3 separate regions of the Homo sapiens genome follow, and regions 1 and 2 are each linked to region 3. Evidence: chromatin contacts called from ENCODE Hi-C or POLR2A ChIA-PET data. All regions are on one chromosome and are shown on one strand. The core of a region is the stretch at or near the end of the contact, and the rest is flanking DNA. Distances in the headings are between cores, read along the strand shown. Region 1 overlaps ABTB3 (ankyrin repeat and BTB domain containing 3). Region 2 has its middle 81 kb from the start of ABTB3. Region 3 holds the start of ABTB3 (ankyrin repeat and BTB domain containing 3).

The links. Hi-C counts contacts between places; a loop is a spot of excess contacts on that map. ChIA-PET counts read pairs that join two places held with the same protein, here RNA polymerase II (POLR2A). Pooled maps may share reads with other maps.
Region 1: a pooled map shows a loop between it and region 3 (3-fold over the local background). The contact joins the enhancer-like site here to the promoter of ABTB3 in region 3. A Hi-C loop is called at or near these places in 2 of 50 pooled maps. POLR2A ChIA-PET finds 5 or more read pairs at or near these places in 2 of 52 experiments (GM12878 and WTC11).
Region 2: a map of A673 shows a loop between it and region 3 (4-fold over the local background). The contact joins the enhancer-like site here to the promoter of ABTB3 in region 3. A Hi-C loop is called at or near these places in 2 of 168 maps with a recorded cell type or tissue (A673 and astrocyte of the cerebellum) and 1 of 50 pooled maps. POLR2A ChIA-PET finds 5 or more read pairs at or near these places in 2 of 52 experiments (CD4-positive, alpha-beta T cell and activated naive CD4-positive, alpha-beta T cell).

What each region holds. Positions count from the first base shown.
Region 1 is chr12:107,440,860-107,443,588 of GRCh38, forward strand. The region is part of intron 1 of ABTB3 (ankyrin repeat and BTB domain containing 3); the gene reads left to right. Among named protein-coding and RNA genes, the nearest start is that of ABTB3, 120 kb to the left of the region's middle. RefSeq lists an enhancer at 1,211-1,370. Within about 2 kb of position 1,277, at least 3 of the 41 ENCODE cell types and tissues checked have a DNase peak (open chromatin) inside an H3K27ac peak, as active enhancers do.
Region 2 is chr12:107,235,851-107,238,550 of GRCh38, forward strand. No RefSeq gene overlaps it. Among named protein-coding and RNA genes, the nearest start is that of ABTB3, 81 kb to the right of the region's middle. Within about 2 kb of position 1,286, at least 2 of the 41 ENCODE cell types and tissues checked have a DNase peak (open chromatin) inside an H3K27ac peak, as active enhancers do.
Region 3 is chr12:107,317,004-107,319,703 of GRCh38, forward strand. It overlaps ABTB3 (ankyrin repeat and BTB domain containing 3), which reads left to right and starts at 1,431. Exons shown (of 17, transcript NM_001018072.2): 1 at 1,431-2,700. The coding sequence starts at 1,938. RefSeq lists an enhancer at 1,933-2,652.

The DNA of each region.
Region 1 (2,729 bases), core at 27-2,526, 120 kb after region 3:
AGGGCATGAAATATATAATCTTTACATTCTCACAATAATCTTAGCAAGTTTGTAGCGTTTCTCCCATTTTATAGATGAGGAATATGAGGCTCCAGCTGGAAGTGACTTGCTCAGATCACACAGGTAGGCAGAGTTGAGGTTAGGGTTCAGTCCTCAACGTCAGCCGACTAGTTGAAATGCCCGAGCCTGGTGCTGGAGGAGGCAGACCCAGCCTCAGCTTCAGTGGGGTTGGTGGGCCTGTGATTCTCGAAATCTTAGAGTGCCTAAGAATTACCTGGGGGTCACGTGGCCACACGCACGCACATATTCATTGCAGCACTATTCACACTAGCAAAGACATGGAATCAACCCAAATGCCCATCAATGATAGACTGGATAAAGAAAATGAGGTACATATACACCATGGAATACTATGCAGCCACAAAAAGGAATGAGATCATGTGCTTTGCAGGGACATGGAAGGAGCTGGAAGCCATTATCCTTAGCAAACTAACACAGGAACAGAAAACCAAACACTGCATGTCCTCACTTATAAGTGGGAGCTGAAGAATGAGAACACATCGACACAAGGAGGGGATCAACACATACTGGGGCCTATTGGGAGATGTGGTGTGGGGAGGAGAGCATCAGGAAAAATAGCTAATGCATGCTGGGCTTAATACCTAGGTGATGGGTTGATAGGTGTAGCAAACCACCGTGGCACACGTTTACCTGTGGAACAAACCTGCACATTCTGCATATGTACCCCAGAACTTAAAATAAAAATTAAAACTTAAAAAAAAAAGTTACCTGGGGGGTCCAGACACAGTGGCTCACACCTAAAATCCTAGCACTTTGGGATACCAAGGTAGGAGGATCACTTGAGCCCAGCAGTTCAAGACCAGCCTGGGCAATATAGTGAGAACTTGTCTCTACAAAAAAAAAAAAAAAAATAGCAGGGTGTGGTGGTGTGCATCTACAGTCTCAGCTACTTGGGAGGCTGAAGTGGGAAGATTGCTTGAGCCCTGGAGGTTGAGGCTGCAGTGAGCCATGATCACACCACTATACTTCAGCCTAGGTGACAGAGTTAGACCCTGTCTCAGAGAAAAGAAAAAGGAAAAAGGAAAAAAAAAGTGTCATCTGGTATCTGGGGTATGTGCTTAGAATGCAGAATTCTGATTTCATTCCCAGAGACGCGATTTTAGTAAGTCTGGCACGCAGCCCTGGAATCAATGTTTTTTAAACACCCTAGGTCTACACTGTGAGAAACACTTTCATTTTCTTATTCTTCAGGGCAGCGACGAGTCTCTGCATTTCCGGGGCCTAGCACAGGGTGCATGGCTGGCACTCAGTAAACGTTAGCTAAATGTATAGATGAGTGAGTGAGTGGATGAATGTTTTTACTTTGGATCTTTTTTTCAATTAAGCAAGAAGTTTTCAGAGTAATTCGGGTCCTATTAGAATTTTAATAGAGTATAGGCTCAAATAACTTTCCTCCTTTCAAGGATATAACCTAATTTGTGTCTGACAAGTAGAGAAGATTGTAGATTTCGTTTCCTTTTTTGCCTGTTGGAAACCGAACATTTTTTCGTTTGTTTAATTGTGTACCACAAAATGTGGAAGATTGATGTCTCTGGATAACATTTATTTGGCAGAATATCTTGACATCGGATGGCTTTTCCTCACCAGGCTCCAAAATGTTAGGAAACAGAGATGTAAGTAAAGAGGCTTGTGGGGCTCTTTCCTTTCCTCCATTTTTCCTTTCTTTCCCTTCCAGTTAGTAATGGTTCCAGGATTAGTGGTAAGGGACTTCTGAAAAGCTTAAAGCATGAAAATCCTGTTAGATAATTGTGCTTCCTGGAGGCCCAGGGGGACTCTTAAGTAAGGAGCTTCGAGGAGGAAAGGGGGTTGTGGGGAGACTTGGCCTGCTTGCCTCCTGGAATCTTCTTTCCCAGACTTGGTGTGCTCCATTCCCAGGGCAGCTGTCTTAGTCCACTCAGACTGCTGTAACAAAATAGCATAAACTGGGTGGCTTAGAAACAATGTTTATTTCTCACAATTCTGAAGTCCAGGATCAAGGCACCAGCAGATTCAGTGTCTGGTGAAGGCCGGCTTCCTGGTCCATAGAGCGCACCTTCTTGCTGTGTCCCCTATGGTGCAAGGGGCAAGGGGTCTCTTTCAGTCCTATTTTATAACAGCACTAATCCCCTTCATGAGGGCTCCATCCTCATGACCTAATTACCTCCCAAAGGGCCCCATCTCCTAACACCATCATTTTGGAGTTAGGATTTCAACATAGGAATTTGGGGAGGACATGACATTTATAGCATAGCAGCAGCCATGTTCTATTAAAAATCTATAAGGGAGTGGGATGCATTTGCTCAGAAGGAATTGAAGAGAATGAAATGGCGCGGCCTTTTTTTTTTTAGCTTTTTTAAAAGCAAAGGGGCCAGGACCAGTTGCTCACGGCTGTAATCCCAGCACTTTGGGGCGGTCCCTAAGGGAGGCTGACAGCTGAGGCAGCACAGCCTGCTGCTGGATAGGTACCTCCTTTGTTTTGAAGGCGACCTTGGTAGCACATGACTTTGTCCACCAGACCTGAAAGAGGGGAGGAGAGCAAGCCAGGTGGACTTGTGAAGGAAGAGTGTTCCAAGCAGAGAGAACAGCAAGTGCAAAGGCCCTGAGGTAGGCATGTGGCAGGAGTTTAAAGAACAGCAGGGACAGCAGTATGGCAGAGTAAATGTGGGGAG
Region 2 (2,700 bases), core at 36-2,535, 81 kb before region 3:
GGGAAACTGAGGCAAAGGAAGATTAAGTAACTTGTCTCAAATCGCATAGTAAGTGGTGGAGGCAGAATATGAACCCAAATCTGTCTTCAGTCCAGTTCCTGATGTGCACAATCAGGTAAAGTCGCTATCTACCTACTAGCTGAGCTTTTAGAAGCCTCTTTTTACTCTTTAAGGCACTACCAAAGTTGGGGAAGTTTGCCTCTTGATATCCAGCAGTTCTTTCTTTCTGGGAGTCTCTCCACGCCAGTTTCTCATAAAGCTCTTGTGAAAACGCATGAATGAATAAAATATATGTGGTTTATTTCTGCATTGCTCTGTTTTAGTGATTTATTGATAATTTAGAAGGCTTTACTGTCTAATGTATGGGCAGATCATAGGTAGTTGATTAAGAGCGAGACTAGTGGTCATGTCTATAAAACACTGAGCATTGGCCCTGGGAAGAAAGAAATGTAACCTCACATGATAAAATTGTTTCGCTGGTGTAGCTAAAGTCAATTGCTGATATCTTTTTCTAAAAAGCCATCCATAATAGTCCAAGGAATGCCCATGTCATTCAAAAGATACTCAAAATTGAGAACAGCTGCCTTCAAGTGGGACAAAACGTGAGGGAAAGCTTTACAAAGTGGAAAATTACAATGGTTCCCCCGAGCCTGGCATGAGGAATGAAACATCAGATTAATCTCACACACAAAATAAGAAGTATATTAACAATTACTGTCATTCCAGAAAGAGATTAAACATGAGCATTGGTGAAAGATTACTTTGGTTCAGAGAACTGGGGCTTTTTCCTCGCAACAAAGATCATTATTATTGGCAAGAAGATACTTTACCCTTTTAATCACAAATCCACTCTCAGGTTTTGCCAGTTGGGCAAGGACTAAATTTGAGGTGAGCTGATCATTGAGGACTTCCCTGGAGCCTGGGTAACCTTGGCGAGTCTGGTTGAGCTGGGAATGTAACAGGCTTACTACTTTTTGCTTTTGTGTGATTCCATCTTCCTATGCTCCAGCTGTGAAAATCATTTCTGTCCAGCACCTCAGGTTATTTGAAGATTGGTTACATCCTCCCCACTTTGGTATTTCTACTGTAAACAATACTGGAATGAGGTATTTAATGAGGACTTTTGAAATGGGATCCAGTTTCAATGGGATGCCTGAGAGTGTCAGGGGAAAGATACCACATCCCCTACACTTTATACCCCTGCCCCCTGCCCCAGGAAACGAGTCTTTTCCTGTTTCTTCATTCAAAGCATCCTCCTTCCACAGTTAGCACTGAAGCTGATAGGGCTCAAAGCCACATGTAGGCAATAAGGTTAGAGAAACCATTCTTCAGCTTTAACTCCTTAGCATTTTCCCCCTGACTCATTTCCTGATTCATGAGCGCAAGACACGGTAGGCAATTAATTTTCATTTTATTCAGAGAGAGCTCACCTGATAGGTCTGATGAATCCTTTTCTGTGGGAATTCCAAAAGACCAAAGCAAAACCAGTTCAAGCCCAAGATGAGTCTCATTAAATCCCAAGCTCACCAAGCTCGAATCATGAGACTGGGTGTGGTCTACGGTCTTGCAAGCCCATGCTTGAATGAAGTATTAGAGGCAGGCACACAGTGCTGATCTTTCAGATTCGCTGCCTCCTTATCAGTAATGCAAACAGCAGCCCTCAGAGCTTAGAGCAGGCACAGAGCAGAAAAATCCTAGGGATCAGGATACAACTTTACTGAGGTTCCAGACAATATATATGGAGAAGGGGCCAGCATGGGATCCAGAGAGCAGGTGGCAGCCATGCCCTGACCTTGGGCCCTTGGTGCTCAGGCCAAACCTGACACCAGCTAAAGGATAATGAATGAAGAACAAAAAGAAATGGTTTAGCTGGGTGGTTGTCCATGCACCCAGCTAAAGCTCAATTATTGGGCTGTTTGTACATTTTACAGTATGACACCATATCAGTTTTTAGAACACGGCAAAGAACCTTTCCAACTTTCAATCAGCAAACTTAGAAGAGTCTCCACGCTTCCCGTCTCATCGCCCTCAGCAAGCAGAGTTCCTGAGCCAATGCAGGGACAAGACTTTGCTCTAACTGTCAGCAATTATTAATAACTGCAACTCCTCCATGCAAGCAATGGATTCAGAATGAACTAGAATTTTCTAGTCTTAACTCCAAACACCCAGGAAATGGAGTCCAGCTGGCTCAGTCTGAGTCACATACTCACAATTGGCCCAATCATCTTTGGGTAAGGTGACATGGGCCTCATAGAACATACATGGCTGCCTGGGGCCCATCCCTGTGGGCGAGGGGACAGACTAGGGTCCTTGTAAGCTGCCAGAACCTATAAGTAGTGTGTCTTATAGTTGTCTCGCAGAGAAAGAAGACCTGGGCAGTGATTCCTATTTTTCCTAGAATCGAATGTCCCTATCACACTACACATTCCTTCTTTAAATTCTCCACTTTCTGGCTTAATTGTGCTTTCAGAATTTGGGACATGTACTGTTAGATAGACACAATGCTAAAGATCCCAGATCCTAGTTTTTGCATTTTGCAACATGGCGGCACGTTTTTCTGTATCTGACTCTAGGCTCAGCATTAGCTAGATCCACCAAGATGATGGCCAAGTTAGATGAATCACCAGACTGTGATGCATAGTTACCAAGATATGCCAGACATTTTCAACCTTTCATCCTTTATTCTTCTTGTCTTCTCAG
Region 3 (2,700 bases), core at 181-2,680:
TTCTATTTTTATTTTTGGGAACCTCCATGCTGTTTTCCATAATGGCTGTACTCATTTACACCCCACCATCAGTGTACAAAGGTTCTCTTTTTTCCACATCCTTGCCAACACTTGTTATCTTTTGACTTTTTGATAATAGCCATCCTTACAGGTGTGAAGTGATATTTCATTGTGGTTTTGATTTGCATCTCCCGAATGATTAGTGATGTTGAGCATATTTGCATATACCTGTTGGCCATTGTTGAACATTCAAAGCAACAATTTAAAAGCATATCCTTACGTCCTTCATCAATTTACAACAAATATTTACTGAGCACTTATACTGTGCCAGGACTATGCATGGGAACCCCTAGCCCAGTGTAGAATCCAGACAAGTAACCAGGCTTTTGCAACCTAGTGTTGCAAGGGCCCAGAAATCAGCAACCACAGAAGGGGATAGAGGCAGTGGAAGCACCGAAGCCAGTCTTGAAACATCTGGGCCAGCTTCCTATAGGAGGGGATTCTAAGCTGAGAGACACAGTGTGCGGAGCTAGGAATCCCCATGTGTGTAAGATATGGTTTCTGCCTGGGTGGGTGGGGACAGACAAGTAGATGACACGATGCTATTTGACACAGGAATGCAGCTAAGCCATGCATATATATATTATATCTTTCTTTAGTCAGGAAAGAAGATTCTCCTTTGAGCAAATTTACTCCTTTTAAGAAGGCCGAGCTATTTGGAAAGATGCCCACCAGGATGGCAAAGTGGTGCTTGAGCCCTCCCTGCAGCACACGCCCAGGACTTTGAAGCAGGGACAGGGTCCTCCTGGCTACTGAAAGGAATCGAGTTAACGCGCCCTAGTGGCAGGTGGCGAATGGCCGGAGATCCGGCCTCCCAGTGGTGTCCACCGCCACGGGCCTCCGCTCGACAGGCTTATTTCCCTCCATGCTGGAGCAAACCCCGGCTGAAAGAGGGCCGCACTAATTGGTTTGCGTACCCGAAGTGGGAATAGAGAGGGAGGAAAACCATGTTTCAGGTGTTACGGGGGGAAAAAAGTGAAATGCGAACCGCAGGGGAGAGAGCGACCGTCAGGCAGACACCTTGTGAACCGCGGTGGAGAGCACACCTAGGTGGGGAGGTCACCGGCCCAACCCACCACCCTCCGGGAGAATGCGGGCAGGGACAGCAGCAGGGGGCAGCATCCACGTCTCTACGCTTGCAAGGGTTCCCCAAGTCCCTGGCCACTGCTCCCCACTTCCTGCAGCCTCGGTGTCCGCCGGGGGCGTGTGTGAGGGGCGGGGCCGCATGGGGAGGAGGGATTTAAAAAAAAAAAAAAAAAGCGAGGTAATTAGCATTCTCCGATTCCACTGGCTCTCCGCCGCCCCTGCTTTGCATACGCCCGTCCCACTGGCTGCCCGGGGTTTGCTGGGGTTCGGCAAGGTTTGCAGCCGCCACGGCCGCTGCTGCGCTCCGGTGCAGGGCAGGCTGGCGCCGAGCGAACCAGGGCCGGGAACTGGGAGCCGGGAGCCGGGAGCCAGCTGCCCGCGGAGCTGCGGCGGCGGCGGCATCTGGGGTGGTCTCAGTCCCACGAACACCGTGGCCGGCGCCCGGTGGCTACTGCGCCCAGCGGGGCTCAGGGAAGAGCGGTCTAGACACTTTTTATTTTGGAAGAAAGGGGCAAGCCCCGGCGGGAGCTTCCTTCCCGGCCTGGCTCGCTCCCCATTGCGCCCAGCTCCGGCCCGGACTCTGGAAGATGACTCCAGGGTCTGCTCTGTATATTCCAGCGGCGGCAGTTCCGGGAGGCAGCCGAAAGTACTAACAGTTGGTAGCAGCGGCTAGTGGAAAAGTGAGCCAAGGCGGCGCGGACTCGGCTCTCCCCGCGCCCCGCGGCACTCGCTGCTCCTCGCCGCTCCTTCCCTTTGGCTCCCAGGCGGCTGCAGCATGAAGTGGCGCAGCGATGGCCAGGAGAGGTAAGAAGCCCGTGGTGAGAACGCTGGAGGATCTGACGCTGGACTCGGGTTATGGTGGCGCGGCGGACTCGGTGCGCTCCTCCAACTTGTCTTTGTGCTGTTCCGACTCGCACCCGGCGTCCCCGTATGGCGGGAGCTGCTGGCCGCCTCTAGCTGACTCCATGCACAGCCGGCACAACAGCTTTGACACTGTCAACACTGCCCTGGTGGAAGACTCCGAGGGGCTGGACTGCGCCGGCCAGCACTGCTCGCGGCTGCTGCCGGACCTAGACGAGGTCCCCTGGACTCTCCAGGAGCTGGAGGCGCTGCTGCTGCGTTCGCGGGATCCCCGGGCAGGCCCGGCGGTCCCCGGCGGCCTGCCCAAGGACGCGCTGGCCAAGCTGTCGACGCTGGTGAGCCGGGCGCTGGTGCGCATAGCCAAAGAGGCGCAGCGCCTGAGCCTGCGCTTCGCCAAGTGCACCAAGTACGAGATCCAGAGCGCCATGGAGATCGTGCTGTCCTGGGGCCTGGCCGCGCACTGTACGGCGGCTGCGCTGGCCGCACTGTCCCTCTACAACATGAGCAGCGCCGGCGGCGACCGCCTGGGCCGCGGCAAGTCGGCCCGCTGCGGCCTCACCTTCTCCGTGGGCCGCGTGTATCGCTGGATGGTGGACAGCCGCGTGGCGCTGCGCATCCACGAGCACGCCGCCATCTACCTGACAGCCTGCATGGAGAGCCTCTTCCGGGACATCTACTCGCGGGTCGTGGCCT